Linked DNA regions of Mus musculus: region 2 is linked to region 1. The links are chromatin contacts, found by Hi-C or POLR2A ChIA-PET in ENCODE. All regions are on one chromosome and are shown on one strand. The core of a region is the stretch at or near the end of the contact, and the rest is flanking DNA. Distances in the headings are between cores, read along the strand shown. Region 1 holds the start of Unc5a (unc-5 netrin receptor A). Region 2 holds the start of Tspan17 (tetraspanin 17).

Region 1 (7,883 bases), core at 3,442-5,941:
TGGCGAGGCTGGGATCAGAGGTGTGTGTGTGAGAGAATGGCAGTGTGCAAGGGAAGCATGGGGTGTGTGTGGGAAAGATGGAGGGAGGTGGGGGCAGAAAGGGGTGCTGTGGTCAGGGAGTGAGAAAGGCATCTTCTTCCTTCTCTTAAGCTTTTAAAGTATCAGAGCGTCTTGCTAATTGTTCATCTCCCAGAGACGCTAATGAAATTATTTCTGCGAAATACTCATCAGGTCATCTGCAGAGGGCACGGTGCCAAGCTTCAGATCGGTCCAATCCCCCTCCTCCTTCCTGCGCTTCCTGCCCCCTCCTTTTTACATGAGCCTCTCAGCATGGAATTGCTCACCTCCAAACCTACCTGAAAGTGCCCAGTGGGGAAACTGGAAACTAAGCCTCCGTAGCCAGGGAAACCTTAGAGACTGAAATTCCATGGGTGTTGTAGGGCTACTGAAGGTTGTCTTTGTGTGCGTTGGTGTGTGCATGCATGAGTGTGTGTGTATGTGTGCGTTTTGTGTGCATGTGTGTGCATGTGTGAGTATGTGCGATGTGTGTGTGTGTGTTTGCATACATGAGTAATAGCTCATGCATCTTAGGACCATGTGTCTCTAATAAAACCATTTGTTAGACTCAGCAAACGTTTCTAGAGCAACCACAGGTTTGAATATTTTACAGCTAAGGGGCATCAGGCAAGCTGTGCCCTCTCTGAGCCTCAATTTTGTGTCTGCACAACTTGGGTCTACTTTGCCAGGATTGTGAGAATTCAAAGAAACCAGGCAAAGGACAGAGTCCTAACCTGAGCATGCTGGGTGCTGTCCTTGGTCCTGGAACCGCTATCACAAGAGCATCCACGCCCTGTGCTAAGGTATTGCCTGCTAGTTTGCTTTCTATTGTTGTGATGGTGTGAACCACCGTGCCCAGCTTAGAGCAGATTTATATATATACATATATATATATGTATATAAAGGATAATTTCCTTTTTGGAAATAGGGTTTCATGCATCCTAGGGTAACCTCAAACTCACTATATATCTGGGAAGACCTGGCATGGGTCCTTCTGTCTCCACTTCATAGGTGCTGGGATTACAGGTTCCTGATACCTGCCTGGTTCTGCAGTGTTGGGGCTTTGAGCATGCTCAAACTTACTGACTAAGCTGCATACCCAGCCCTTACAAAGGATAATTATGTATCTTTTTTTTTTCTAAAGCAAATGACAGAAACCCAAATGGACTTACAATCAAAACAGTGACATACTGGCTGAGAGAACAGAAGGATCCAGGGGTATTCCTAGTAGCTCCAGAAACATTTCTGGATGACACAGCACAGTCTCGGGGCTCCCTTCACGCTTGGCTTCTCTGTCCATGCCTCAGCCTCAGGCATGTCTGCTCATTCAGCCAGAGCTTCATGTCCAGACTGTGTCCATGAAGAAAGTAACTGTTTAGTTCCAACCAGAGTTCCAGAAATGAGCCTCGGTGAATGGGCTCAGACCAGTGCTCACTCTGTGCCTGTCTCGGTAGTTCATGGGATCTTGGGTGTTGATCAGCAAGATAGAAGTTCGTTCCATGTTTTGGAACTGAGCGAGTAGAGCACATGAACTCTGTGCTGAAGGGCAGAAGGGCTGGTTCTTCAAATGAAACAAAGGGTGCTTCCAGGAGACGGAAGCTGGGTTCTCAGCAGTGGGATGAGCTACAGGATAGTGGAGTCAGAAGCTGAACTAAGTGGAGTGTTGCAGCCTGCAAAGCAGTCTTGAGTGGGAGGCTCCCTGATCTGTCCCCACCTCTGCCATCTGAGCCTCCACAGCAGGAGTGACACTGGCAAAGCATCTCTCCTCTTTCTCCTGGCTTGCCTGAGTTCCACTTAGAAAGGGACAGCTGAAGTGTCTCAGTGACTTAAAGGAGCTTGCCAATGTAACCAGCAGAGGATAAAGTGTTCAAGGGAGAAAGGCAAATGGAAAAGTCTGGAACGAAGGAACAGCTTGGCTTCTAGGAAACTGGGCCTAGGCACAGCTGCAGATGTGGGATGCAGTAAGATCCCACCCCATGGACAGGCTGTGCTGCAATAAGACTCCACCCCTCCACCCCCAAAAGGACAGGCTGTACATATTACTGAGTGCTGTTCGCTAGCTTCAGGTCCACCCTGCGTACTCTCTCAGGTAGGGTCCTGGTTGTGGGTAAGAGTAGCAGGTCCTCTTTCAGGCCAAGCCACTGTTTACTGTCAGGTGTTTCTCTAGAGTCCCTGTTTCTCTGTCTCCTTGGTAGCCTGGGCCCTTGAGTGAATATGACCAGGAACAGAAGAGCCACGATGGACAAATGAGAAATAAATCTTTGTTGATTAAAGCCACTGATACTTTGGGGACCATTTGTTACCATGACAAAACCTATTCTGACTGCTACACGGGCCTCTCTAGTCTAGATGGAAAGAGAGGGGCTAAGAACTGAGAAGAGAAGAGATTCCCCAATTCTAACCCCAAAGAAGCTTTAGGAGGAAGAAATGTATGGATCACGGGCCCAGAAATCAAACCTCCTGGGGCCCCTCTCAGCCAGCTTCGCAGTTCTGGGATAAGGCTGGTCCTTGCCTAACTCTCAGCTGCCTCATCTGTGTAAAGTGGAAATGTTGACTTAACGGGGTTTCATGTACTGCTTAGAGCAAACTACAGATGTAGGCAAGGGCATAGTACTATCCAATAAACACATTGTTACTTCCTCATGTACACCATGCCCTAATCGACAACGGCCTCCCTTCAGTGTCCAAACCCCAAGCCTTCAACATTTCTTCCACACTGTGAACCCAAATTCAGATCCAGGAGAGCACTGTAGGGGTATTAATAGAATACAGGAGAATAGCCTGGGCATACAACAACTGCTCTCACACACACACCACACACACTCACACCACATACAAAACATACACATACACACACACACACACACACTGGAGCAGCCTGTAGATCAGCTCTACTCTCTAATGTGTTTGTCTAAAAAGCTGAAGTTGGGGAGTATGATCATCTGGGTAAAAGAGGTTATAAATACACACATGTATTAAAAATCAATTTTAGGGCCACCAAGATGCCTCAGTGAATAATGGGGTTTGCTATCAAGCCTTACAACCTGGCTTTCATCCCCGAATCTCACATAAGGAGAGAAATGACAAGCTGTTTTCTGACTTCCACACAGGCACTATGCAACGCACTCACATGCACACGCACACACACGTGCACACACACACACATCTTTAAAAAAATTATTTTCCCAGACAACAGCTTCTATTGAAAATTGGTAAACAAAACCAATTGGCTCCTCCCCTCCCAACAGGCACCTAGAACAAGAGAGCCATTTCGATATGACCCTGTGCCCTGTCTCCCTGCCTGTCTGGCCCTGAGGCCCAAAATCTGTACATTCACATCTGGAGCTTTGGTTGTGAATAGAAACACACACACACACACACACACATATACATATGCAGATATACACATATACAAGAGAGCAGAATAAAGCAAAACATTTTTCATAACCTTCTCTATAAAAAGTGGGAAACAAAAGACAGACCGAGAGAGGGCCTCGTGTCTCAAGAAATATAGGAGAGCTCATATCTCTTTGTGGAAGCCAAGACCATTCTTATATCATCTGGCCTGCAGCACCAATTTATATTATCGATCGGCGCTGGAGGCGTTTGAGTGTGTGACCGTCTTCACCCTTCTCATTCTCCTCCTGGCCAGAAGTGGGACCCTCTCTTTCAGATCCCTCGCCCTGTGCACACCGAGAGCGTTTATTTTCCTTCTCTAGGGCAGCCTTCTGTTTATTTTAACCAGCTTAGGGAATGGGGGTGGGGAATAGGAGATCCTCCAGCGGTCATTCTGCTGGGATCCAGAGACGCCCCGTGACTTGCCCAAGGTCACAGAGCCAGAAGAATGTGACACTTCTATTCTACCCCAGGAGTTTGTAGCTCCCAAAACCCTTCTGGTTCCTGCATCACGCCCACGTCTCCAGCGCCGCGCGCGCTCGGGGCGCAAACAACACGACGCTCCTTACAGGCTGCGCTGCGCCCTAAGGTTGTTTCCTTTGGGCCAGCGGCGTGGAGGGATTAAGAAAGCCTGGGGCCACGCTGCTACGCTTGCCCCTGAAGCCCACCAGGCTGTCTTGGGGAGGCGGATGGTGAGACGGTGGGGGCCTGGCGGCTCCTGCGCGCCGGCTGGGCCCCGGGACCTCTCCTGCAGTCCCCCATCCAAGCCGCCCGCCAGCTGCCTACCACGGCGCGCTGACGATCTCGGAGCGCAGCCCGGAGGCAGGGGTGCAAGCAGGGACTGCAGCGGAACCTGCCTGGGGCACTCCAGAGTCGAGCTGCTCTCCGCAGGCTGGCGCTGCGCCGGGGTCGCCGCAGCCCGGGGCCCCTCCCGGGCCACCTGTGCGCCGACTGGCGGACCAGGGTGATGCCAGATCCGGAAAAGCAATCCACTCCGGGATCCAGAGTCCTGTCTCTGTCCCTGGAGACTGAGAGGGGTGGTGGGAGGCCTCCCCGCCCACTACCCCAGCTCCTCCCTGGGGGAGCCTCAGGCGTTGCCCGAAGGGATCCCCGGTGCAGGGGGTGGCCCGCGCTCGCAGCGCCGCCCGGCCCCTCCTCCCCCGCCCCGCCCCGCCTCCGCCCCGCTCCGCCGCTCCAGTCCGGATTTTGCGGCGCCCGCCGGCCCGCTCCCCGGCTGCGGGCTCCGCGCGGCGGCTGGCTCGGTGCGCGGCGCGGCTGGCGCTGCGCTCCGCCCCGGCTGCATTGCTGCGCTCCGGGTGCCCAGGGGAGCCACGCGCCGCGTGCGCCCCGCAGCCGGCCGCCCGGAGGCAGCGCTGTCCTCTGGCATGGGCCCCGGGGGCGCCCCGAGGTGGGGCTCTCGGCTGAGGCGCTGACAGCCTCTCTCCCGCCCGCGGGGCCCCTAGTCCAGCCCGCTCGTCCGCCCGCGGCCATGGCCGTCCGGCCCGGCCTGTGGCCAGCGCTCCTGGGCATAGTCCTCACTGCCTGGCTTCGTGGTTCGGGTGAGTCACGCCGCGCGCGCTCTGGGGAGGCTTGCGGGGGACCGTGCGCGCGAACGCTTAGCTCTGGGGAGGAGGTGGCCGTGACCTGCGCGGCCGACCCGTCTGGGAGCCCCCGGAGGCCAAACTTTGCTGGGCAGGACGCGGGGGCCGCCACTCGCTGCTGCGCAGCTTCCTGGTGCGCTCTCCCGGAAGCCTTGCTTCTGCCAAGTCCAGAACAGCTGTCAGCGCACGGGGCTGGCGAGTGTAGACGCCCCACGCCTCCGGGTGGGGGAAGTTTTTGCTGGTTTCACGGGCCCGGGAGAATGATGGGGGGGGGGGGGGAGCGCGACGGCAGTTTGAAATAATCCAGGAAAGACAAAAAGACAAGACTTGAAGGACTCAAGGCCATATGCTAGTGCTCAGAAAATGGGGTGTGTGTGTGGGGGGGGGGGGGGGTAAGACAGCTCTTCCAGGTAGGACTGCCCCAAACAGCCACTCACAATTTCTAGCTTGGCACCTGGCCTGTGCCCACGTCTAGAACATAGTGTCCTCCTCTGTCCCCACCACACACAGGCTTGCACACGCACACACTCAGGCGTGGAGGCATCCAACAGCCCTCAGCTCTTGCAGCCGGTAGTCAAAGCACTGGGGCCCCTGTGGTGGCCTGTGGTTCCTGGCCTCGCTGCTGGAGGTGGGAGGGGGGAAGAGGAGGGCGAAGGGGAGTTGTTTGCTGTTGGCTGTTGGTTGGCGGGCTCTGAGAACCTCTCAGAAACTCCACAGCCCTGCAGTCTCCCCGCGTGTCTTGTTGGCCACCCTAACCAGCCCCTTCATAACCTAGCCTTTTAGCCCACCTCCTTGCGTGAGAGGCCTGGGGGGGGGGGGAGGTTTTGTCTAATCTCCCAAAGCCCGCACCTAGACCGAGCTGTGGGGGTCCCTAATCTCCTGGCCCCTAAGGATTTGGCAGTGCTGAGCTTCTGGGTATTGGGAAGGGTGCCTGAGCAATTCTTGGTGCTTGATGCCCCCAGAGCCTGCTTCCCGGGAGGTGATCCCTAGGCTGGCAAGGCCAGTTTCTCCTAAGGGTGTGGATTTCTGAACTGCCAATCTAGAAAGACGAGAGCTCCGTCAAGGACCAGATGATTAAGGTCGATGGCTGGTTCCTTGAAGAGTCTCTGCGTACTGCATCCTTCACCCACCACTGCCTCGACTGCCCTCCCCATCCTGCCCCTTAAGTCCTCTACCTCGTCCCCCCTGCTCTGCCTCCTTCCCCTGTCAATGCACCCTAAATCCTCACTTTAACCAGCCCTTCTTCCTAATGGCCTCCCCTTTTAATCCTGACGAACCCTCAGATTGGGCTGCCTGCTGTTGGCTGTGTATTCATGTTGTATATGTTAGCTTTAGGGGTGTGAGTTGCAGGACTGGCCATAGTCATGAGCTGGGGGTGTCAGAGGAGGTGCTGCCAGACACTGAATGGGTCCCCAGGAAATGTTTACTGAGTTGCATGTGTGTGAGAGGGGCTGTGTGGTCAGAGCTGCATTTTGCCACGTGAGCACCTGGGTGGGAATGGTGTGGACTGACATGTGTCCTGGGTAATGGGGGCAGGGGGCACCACTGATGTGGCATGGGTAGTGCTGTCATGTGTACGGTCAGATGAGTACTAACATGCTGTATGCGTGTGGTAGTTGCATGGTACTGCACCAGTGAGCGTTACAGACAGGGGCGACAGACACTTGTAGGTGAGGGCACTAAAACCAGGAATGAAGGATTGCACTTCAAGAAGAACTGCATTGCCCATTGGCAGGACACCTGTTGGGGGCTGGCCTGAGGTTTCCCAGGGCTGACAGACAGGTGGGCATGAGTGCTTCAGAGCTACCTGGGATTAGAGCCTGTCTCGGGCATTAACTCTCTAGCCGTGAGAGGAGCTGCTGAAAGGTATGGAGGTAGGAGTGGCCCTACTTCTCAAAGAGAACACATCTCACCCTCCCCACACAGGCTCTGGGCATGTGTGGACAGATACCTAGGTAGGGCTGCCCCTGCCATGACCCTACTACATCCCTGCATCTGCTTATCAGTTCCTTGGCAACAGCAGCTGGTGAAAAATGTGTCTGTGAGTGGCTGGGGGGGGGGGGGAGAGTGGTCAACCAGGCAGTCTTGAGGGGTATGGCTGGATGTGTGTATGTGTGTGCGCTCACACGTGCAAGGTGGGGGTGGCTTAGGACTGCTGAGCCAGTGCAGACTCTGCCCACCCCCCAGGCCAAGCACCTATCTATCCTTTGTCACCCAACGTTACACACTACCACTCACAAAAGCCATCCCTCAGCACAAATGCACCTGGGCATACCCCGTCTGCGCCTGCACACACAGACACCCACCTGCCGTGACAGATTGTCCCTTTTATGCTCTGCCAGTTACACAGCCGGCCGGCACATGCAACTCCTTACCCTTCATGTCTTCTTGTCTTGGGTGCCCCCTAGACAGTACCATGGCTAGGGAGGAGAGGCAATGGGGGGTGGGGCAGGCTCTCCTGGAACGTATGAGCTGAGGGTCACCAGGCTCGAACATTGCCCTTGTCCCTCTCCCGCCCACCCCTGTTCCCGTCATTGGGGCTGCTGGACTTTCTGCCCACCTCCACTCTGGGCTGACAGGACTGTGGAGGAGGCCATCACTCTGGGGCAGAGAGCACCGTGTTCTTGCTTCTTGCACGTGGGGTAGGCTGCTGTAGATGCTTCGGGATAGAGCTGATCCTTTCCCTGGCCCATTTGTCTCTCTTACCCCCCCCCCCTTCTGCCCATGTTGCAAAAGGCTTTCTTCCAGGACGCCAGGATAAGTATTGACCTGGGTGCAAAAGCTCCAACCCAGAGGTCTGGGGACTGGGAGCAGCTACTTTTGACCCAT
Region 2 (7,883 bases), core at 3,438-5,937, 160 kb before region 1:
CGTGTCCCAGATCTCACCTCCTACTTTACAAACATGGCAGCCCGGACACTGCAGGGCTGGGAGCCTTAAGCCTCTATCTCCTAATCCTCAGGTGGGTTCTGTGGTTCTTCAAGAATGACCGAAGCCGGGCCTGGCAGGACAACCTGCAGCTAGTCACCAAGTTTAACACTGTGGAGGACTTCTGGGCGTGAGTGTTCTGCCTTCAGGAGCGCTGAGTTGGGGGCCAAAGGCATCATAGCCTGCCACCTTCTCAGGGCCTTGTCAACATTTGCTGGGAGCTGAGGGTTGGTAGGTTCTTGTCAGGTCATGGTCCACCCCCTTGAAAGCTTCTCAGGGCTTAAGGAGAACCTGGGGTCTGGAAGAAGCAGGAGTGAGCCCCGAGACTCTGTGGCTTTGTGGCTCTAACCGGGTTTCTTCCTCTCATGAAATTTGGCTCAGCTATAGTAAGGATTATTAGGCTGCTGCCTTAGTGTGTGTGCCAAAGAAAGCTGAGAAAGGCCAGGCTAACCCAGGAGGGAGGCCCAGCTGGAACGCCCTAATGATGTAGACTTCACCAGGCTTTTTTAGTTCAGACAAGTTCCCAGAGAAGGGATTCCAGGTGGCAGGGCCCTTGGGCATGTGGAGGGTGTGGGGAGGCCCTGGGAGGTAGGAAGCGGTAGCTGGAAGCTAGAGAGGTCTAGAGAGGAATTGGAAAGACAGAGTCAGGTGAACCATGGGCTTCGAAGCCCCAAAACCTCTATGTGGGGTGGGGTCTTTCCAGGGTGTACAGCCATATCAAGCTGGCCAGCAAGCTCTCTTCCGGCTGTGACTATGCCCTGTTCAAGGTAGGCTCTGCTCCAGGGAGTGATTCCCCGGCTTTTCTCTCATGGATGACTGGGGCGTGGGCAGCTAAGGATGTGTGAGTCCGGAGAGGAGAGGGCCTCAAGGCTAGGGCCCAAGTTTTTGGCCTGGCTTCTAAATTAGTGTGGACATGAAAAATGCATGTGCAGGGTGGGCTGGGGGGGGGGCATTCCTCACCGTGTCTGGTCTCACCTTGGAGGTACCACCATCAGCACCTTAATCCTGTTTAGTAAAGTTGACAAGCTTAGGCATGAAGTTGCCAAAGGTGGCAACAGGGGAGCTCAAGGGCTGTGGGGCTCAGCAGGGTTCAGCAGGCTTTGGGGTCTTGGAAGGGACCTGTGTGGAAGGCAGAGTGGTTGGAGGTGGCCCCTGCTGTGCAGGGGAGGGAGTAGGTAAAAGGAGCCTGCTTTTTTTTTTTTTTAAGATTTATTTGTTTGTTTATTTTCTTATGTATGTGAGTTCACTATAGCTGTACAGATGGTTGTGAGCCTTCATGTGGTTGTTGGGAATTGAATTTTTAGGACTTCTGCTCGCTCCGGTCAACTCCGCTCGCTCAGTCCCTGCTCACTCCGGCCCAAAGGTTGATTTGTTATTATATATAGTACATGGTAGCTGTCTTCTGATGCTTCAGAAGAGGGCGTCAGATCTTATTATGGGTGGTTGTGAGCCACCATGTGGCTGCTTGGATTTGAACTCGGGATCTTCGGAAGAGCAGTCAGTACTCCCACCTGCTGAGCCATCTCACCAGCCCCGAGAAGCATGCTTAATTAAGTCCTGGGTACAGAGCAGACTAGGCTCTGTGCAGAGGAAGCTTGGTGTCTACTTTCCTTTAAACCAAGGGAGGCTGGGCGTGGTGACATACATACGCCTATAATCCCAGCACTCGGGAGGCAGAGGCAGAGGCAGAGGCAGAGGCAAGCGGATTTCTGAGTTTGAGGCCAGCCTGGTCTACAGAGTGAGTTCCAGGGCAGCCAGGGCTATTCAGAGAAACCCTGTCTTGAGCAACCAAAAAAACAAACAAAAAAACCAAAGGGAGGCGGTTGATCAGGCTCTCCCCACAGGAAGGCATCCTGCCCATGTGGGAAGACAACAGAAACAAGCAGGGTGGCCGCTGGCTGCTCAGCATTGACAAACAACTGCGCCACTTCGAACTGGACCGTCTGTGGCTGGAGACGGTGAGTGGAGGGCAGGGGAAGAGATATAGGCATGGGTCTCAGGAGGTCTCAAAGCTGGTGGGGTGGACCCTATATCCAAGCCGGGGCACTTACTGTTTGTTCCTCTCGGGGCTCAGTTGCTGTGTCTGGTTGGGAATTGTTTTGAGGAATACAGCAGGGAAGTGTGCGGTGCTGTCGTGAACATCCGCACGAAGAGGGACAAGATTGCCCTGTGGACGAGTGAAGCAGAGGACAAAGCCGGAGTGATGCAGATCGGGTGAGAATCCTCCCCCGGACCCTGGTGATACTGGGGGGCTGCAAGGGAAACCTCTGGCACCCTTCAGACCTGCTCTCCCTTCTTCCTCACCCACTTGTATAAAAGAAGTAGGAATTTAGACCCAAACTGTTTTTAATTAAAGTTGTCAGTTTCACTGAGGGATTCTATGACAGGTACTGGTCTATGAGTAAGACATGTAAAATGGGTGAGGCTGGAGCTGGAACCAGGGAGATATATCTGAACAGAAGAACTGGGCCTGGGTTATGTCTGCCATTTTACCCTGTCTCCAACATTAGGCAAATATACAAAGAGCGCCTGGGCATCTCTACGAAGACCATCATTGGGTACCAGGCCCATGCAGACACTGCTGCCAAGAGCAACAACTTAGCAAACAAGTTTGTGGTGTGAGACCGGTTTCAGCCACTACTCAGTGGGCACCCTCATCTTGCTGCTTGATGGACAAGGAAGACTATACTGCACTGTGGATTCTGGGGCAGGGCTTGGGGGAGGCAGACAGCCTGGTTCTTTACCTCTCTTGGAACATGTATAAGCACCACTCCTTAGATAAGGTTTTACCTGTTGCCCAGGTTGGCCTCGTATTTGTGGGCTTAAGCCACTCTCCTGCTTCAGCCTACAGACCTGGGACTGCCACAGCTCATCACTGTGCCTGCATCCATAATAACTTCTTCAGCATGTTTTGGGCTCAGGCCTCATGGCAGCTGGCCAATGCTTATAAACTACTCTCAATCGCTAGCCCTGTACGTGGCCATTTGCCAAGGGCAGGGTAAAGCAAAGTCCTGGCACAACCCTGCCAAACAAGGACAGGAGACTCCTGAGGCAGGCTCTTCTGTCTTGGGAGGATGGTTCCAGGCCACTGATATTAAGGGTTAGGAGTTCAGTTCTCTGTGAGCTTAAAGGCTGATTATGGGGTTACCCTCATCAGATCTGTAGCTTGGGTACCCATCCTAACACCTGTTCCTTCCCTGGACCAGTTGTGATTGGGTTCTCCCTCCCTCCCTCTTTCCCTCCCTCCCTCTTTCCCTCCCTCCCTCTTTCCTTCCTTCTCTCCCTCCCTCTCTCCCTCCCTCTCTCCCTCCCTCCCTCCCTGTCTCCCTGCCTCCCTCCCTCCCTCCCTCCCTCTCTCCCTCCCTCCCTCTCTCCCTCCCTCCCTCTCTCCCTCCCTCCCTCTCTCCTCCCCCCCCCCTTCAAGTATGGACTAGGTTAGAGAGGAATTTGTGTAAAGACAGGTAGGACTGGGAACTGGGAATGCCCTGCACAGCCTTCCCATCTGAAGACAGTCCTATGGATTCTGTGTGTCTCCTCCTGCTGAAATGATGGATGGATAAACCTTCATGAGTGAAGAGATTACAGTGGTAGTTAGGCTTCACCGTGGTCTTGTTAGGAGGGATTCACTTGATGCTGATGATGCTTAAGGCCCTTTCTGTATCTAAATAAACACTTCTGGAACAAACTTGGAATCTAAATATTTAAGATCAGACGTACCTAAACCTGCATCTGCTCTGTCCTGTTTTGCATCAGAAGGACTCTGGTGAATCCCAGGTATCAAGGCAGTCAAGTAGGTATGGGACAGGGCGACCATAGGAATAGGCAAAACAGAACAGGCGTGGCATGGCACGCCAGCCTGTTTGTATTCAACTACACTGTGTGTGAATGCATGGCACTGTTCATTGGTCCCACTATTCCCAACCACTTATCCCTGGGGAGTGGACTCCTCTGGTTCTTGAATCTTAGACTGGAGATCCACTGTAATTATTCACACTTGGCTCACCAGCTTTGCCAGTTGGCTCATCTGGGGCCTCTGGAGGACTTGGGGAACTTGAGAGAAGCTAACTGGAGGACGGACTTAGAGAGGAGACGGGGACTCTTCAGAGGTGGGGGTTGCAAGGGGTTGAGTGTGACTGGGGTGTAGCCAAAGCCTGGCCCAGAGGCAGGGTCTTGGGGAGAAGTGAGACCTGTGGACCATAAAAAAAAAAAAAAGACGGATGTCTTGGGCGTGGCTCCAAGAAGGCCGACTGTGGCTCAGAACTGAGGCTGAGTAGGGCGGAGCTCCAGGAGGACTGAGGCCGGTTGGAGGCGGGGTTTGGGGCTCATCAGAGGCGGGACCCGGTTTAGAGGCGGAGCTCGAGAACAGAAGTTAGCTAGGGCAGAGCCTTGGGCGGGGCGTAGGCGGGACTGCGGGAGGACAGCGGCTAGGCATGGGCGGAGCCTGAGAGGATTAAGCCCGGCTGGGGGCGGAGTCGTGGTTATGGGCGGGGCCCGTGAGGACTGAACTTGACTGGGACGGGGTCGTGGGCGGGGCTCCAAGAAGACCGAGCCTTGCTGGGGCGGGGTGTGGACTGACACTGTGGGCGGGGCCGGAGCGCTGTTGGAGGGCGGGGTCGGATGAGGGCACCGCACTCCGGGTGTGGCTGTCCGAGCGCCGTGGGCGGTGCCACAGCGGGCGGGGCAGCCGGTGAGCTGTGTGGCTTTGACCATGAAGCCGCAGCCACCGGGCTAGGCCCGGGGCTGCTCCAGGCCTGGGCGGCCCGCAGAGGGCTGGGCCGGTCACCGGCTCGGGTTCCCGGGACGGCAGGTGGCCGCTCACCATGCCCGGCAAGCACCAGCAATTCCAGGACCCTGAGGTCGGCTGCTGCGGGAAATACTTCCTGTTTGGCTTCAACATTGTCTTCTGGGTGAGCGCGAGTCCGCTTCTCGCTCTGCGCTGAGGATAGGGGTTAGGGAGTCTCAGTTGCTGGTGAGGGAGATCCCGTCTCAGGAGCTTGCGACCAGGGACTGTCCCCCACCCCCTCCACCCCGATGCCCCGTCCCCAACTATTCTGGGGAGCTACTGGGATAGCTGGGGGGCGGGACCCAGTCCCAGCAGGAGGTGCTGGGAGTCTCTCTTTGCAGCCCCAAGTTTGGGCGAAAAAGGGGGCGGCGTTTGCCGGAAGACTGCAGGGGCGCGGTAGTTGCGGACCAGCCCCGCCCCGCCTCCCGGCCACTCCAGCTCCCAGCATGGTGCGGTGAGGTTCGCGAGGCTGGGTCCTAGCCCCGAGTCTACCCTACAGACGCTCAGAAGCTTGTGAGCCAGGAGGTTAGGAGAGAGGAAAGCCAAGGCCTCTGCCTCTGCAGGGAGAGGAGCTCCAGTTGAGAACAGGGAACTGTCCCTTGGGAACAGAATTCAGCATTCCATAGCTGACCAAACAAACAGAGGCTTCCTTCTGTGTGGCATCTGTGTCCTGGTCCTGCCAAGTCATCTTTCTCTTCTCCCTCCCCCATCCTATCGCCAAAGCCGGGCTGTGCTTGCTGTCCTTTATGCCAGGCCTTTCCCACTTGCATTCAGCAGGATTCAGCGGCTCTGTTCTCCACCCACGAGCCGTCGGGTTTGCCCTGTGGTGGGTGTCCTTGGATGTCAGCAGTCTTCTGTTCTGTAGGGTGTGGGCAGCTACAGGGAGCGCTGGCCTGGAAGTCAAAGGGCCTGAGTGTAGCAGGCCTTGTCCAGAGGCTTTTGGGCGAGCCTCTTTGCTCTCTGGGCTTTAGCTTTCCAGCCTTGGAGGAGCCAGTATTGGAGTTTATCCTTCTGGGTTGTTAGATTAAACGAGAGTTTTTTGTTGTTGAGACAGGGTCTCACTCTAGCCCATTCTGGCTTGCAATTTGCTGCAGTTTTCCTGTCTGAGTTTCTTGGGTGCTGGGATTACAGGTGTGAGCCATCACACCCAGCTTAGTAACACATGAATTCTGATGAGGCACATTCTCCCGACTGCCTTATTATTATCTGTAGTTTACAGATAGGGGACTGAATGAATAGACGGTAAGAGCTTAAATTATTTGTCTCGAGAAACATGATTATCAGTGGGTGGAGGGAAGGAAGAGAGGCTAAGTAACTCTGGGGGTAGGGGGATGAAAGTCCCAGCTTTGTTCCTGGGCAAGGGTGGGGCGCCTGGGCAGGGGAGTAAAGATGGACAGAACATTAAGGTCCTATGCTTGGGTGGCATGGGGGCAGGCAGGGTTTTAAAGCAGAGTTGGATCAGTTCTCGTTGGCTGTAGGTGTATGAAAAGGTGACAGAGCATCTGGAGATGGGAAGGAATCTGGGACCTTGGGTTCCTGATGTCCCATCTCCCAAATGTGGGATTATAGGTCTGTGCCTCTCTGTCCAGCTCTACGTATGCCATCTGGACACCACCTAGGTGTCGTCTGGGCAGCCTGTTCTCCCGATGGCACCTTAATCTTTCTCATTGTCTAGCCTCAGTTCCTTGCTTGGAGAGCCCTGATGGTCAAGGCAAGCCACCCTCTTATCTCTGACCCCTAGCAGCTCATTTGAGGAAGGCACACCATCAGAGAGAGTAGAGAGTAGAGAGAGAGACTACTAGTACCCCACCCCCACCCACCCTTTCCTTCCCTGGTGCTGGGTTCTGTCCCCTACTGTATCCTCCCTGAAAATGGCTTCTCTGTGCTGGCTCTGGGGGCTTACCCCAAGCATCATGTCGCCTGTCTCATCCCGTCTGATTCATCTCATCTTTGGACAAGAGACCAGCTAATGTTTTGTTTTCCCCAAACCCCTCCTTGTTCAACCTAGCCTCATTCCTCCTCCTGCTGCTTTGACAAATGTCCCAGCCTCCTGATCAGCCTCTCTCTGCCTCTTCTGTGCTCTTCACCCCGGGTTTAGCCTCTTACCTAGTTCCTCTCCACAGTTATTTCAGCTTTCCGGGACCCTGACATCTCCCTGGCTCCAGACACGCACGTCTACACCCCACCCTCACCTGTTTCAGACACCTCAGTGCCCTAGCACTGTTAGCCCTGTGAGCACACTAGAGGACAGGCTAGCCCTGCTCTCTGCCCTCTCTGCCCCTGCATAGAGGAAATACCGAGCAAATAAACAGATGCCTAAGTGTCTGGAGAGGGCGGTGGGCAGCTGGGGTTTGAGTGGCAAGGAGAACCAAGAGGGTGAAGAGTTCCAGACAGAGCATCCAGAAAAGGCAAAGATCCCATGGCCATCACTTGCTACCTAGTGAGGTCAACCTTGACTACTGCGATGAGACCCTATCTCAAGAAGCCAAAATAAGGGCTAGAGAGATGGCTGGGGGCGGGTTAAGAGCACTAACTGTTCTTCCAGAGGTCCTGAGTTCAATTCCCAGCATCCACATGGTGGCTCACAACCATCTGGAATGGGATCCAATGCCCTCTTCTGGTGTGTCTGAAGACAGTCACAGGGTACTCATATACATTAAATAAATCTTTAAAAAAAAAAAAAAAGCCAAAACAAAGGTACAAGCATGCTTGAGGCCAGATGTTTTCTGAGCCAGACTGGGGCCTCTCTGAATTTTCCTCCGTGTTGAGAGAGTCCTCAGAGACTCCAGGAAGAGTCTGCTGTCCAGCCTGAGGCTTGAGGTAGCTTCTGTTCCTGCGGGAAAGACGCCCTGAACAGTGTCCTTGCTTGATGCACTACCAAGTCCCATGCACAGCTTTGGGAGTGGGGGCGGGGCTAAGTCCCATTCACAGCTTTGGGGATGGGGTGGGGGTGGGGCATGTCTCTCAGCTTTCTGATGGCCAAGGATGGATCAAGGGTGGTCAAGAGCCCTGGTGCTGGGTCCCAGCCCTGAACTCTCCCTGC

What was found. Hi-C counts contacts between places; a loop is a spot of excess contacts on that map. ChIA-PET counts read pairs that join two places held with the same protein, here RNA polymerase II (POLR2A).
Region 2: a map of mouse trophoblast stem cell shows a loop between it and region 1 (2.0-fold over the local background). The contact joins the promoter of Tspan17 here to the promoter of Unc5a in region 1. A Hi-C loop is called at or near these places in 14 of 37 maps with a recorded cell type or tissue (CH12.LX, CH12F3, adrenal gland and 5 more). POLR2A ChIA-PET finds 5 or more read pairs at or near these places in 2 of 5 experiments (both embryonic stem cell).

The regions. Positions count from the first base shown.
Region 1 is chr13:54,944,720-54,952,602 of GRCm38, forward strand. It overlaps Unc5a (unc-5 netrin receptor A), which reads left to right and starts at 4,692. Exons shown (of 16, transcript NM_153131.4): 1 at 4,692-5,012. The coding sequence starts at 4,943. Gm31313 (a long non-coding RNA gene) reads right to left here and starts at 1,516. Exons shown (of 4, transcript XR_873485.2): 1 at 1,230-1,516.
Region 2 is chr13:54,784,718-54,792,600 of GRCm38, forward strand. It overlaps Tspan17 (tetraspanin 17), which reads left to right and starts at 4,688. Exons shown (of 8, transcript NM_028841.3): 1 at 4,688-4,964. The coding sequence starts at 4,878. Eif4e1b (eukaryotic translation initiation factor 4E family member 1B) reads left to right here. Exons shown (of 7, transcript NM_001033269.3): 3 at 92-187; 4 at 761-824; 5 at 1,902-2,015; 6 at 2,132-2,271; 7 at 2,568-3,742. The coding sequence ends at 2,679.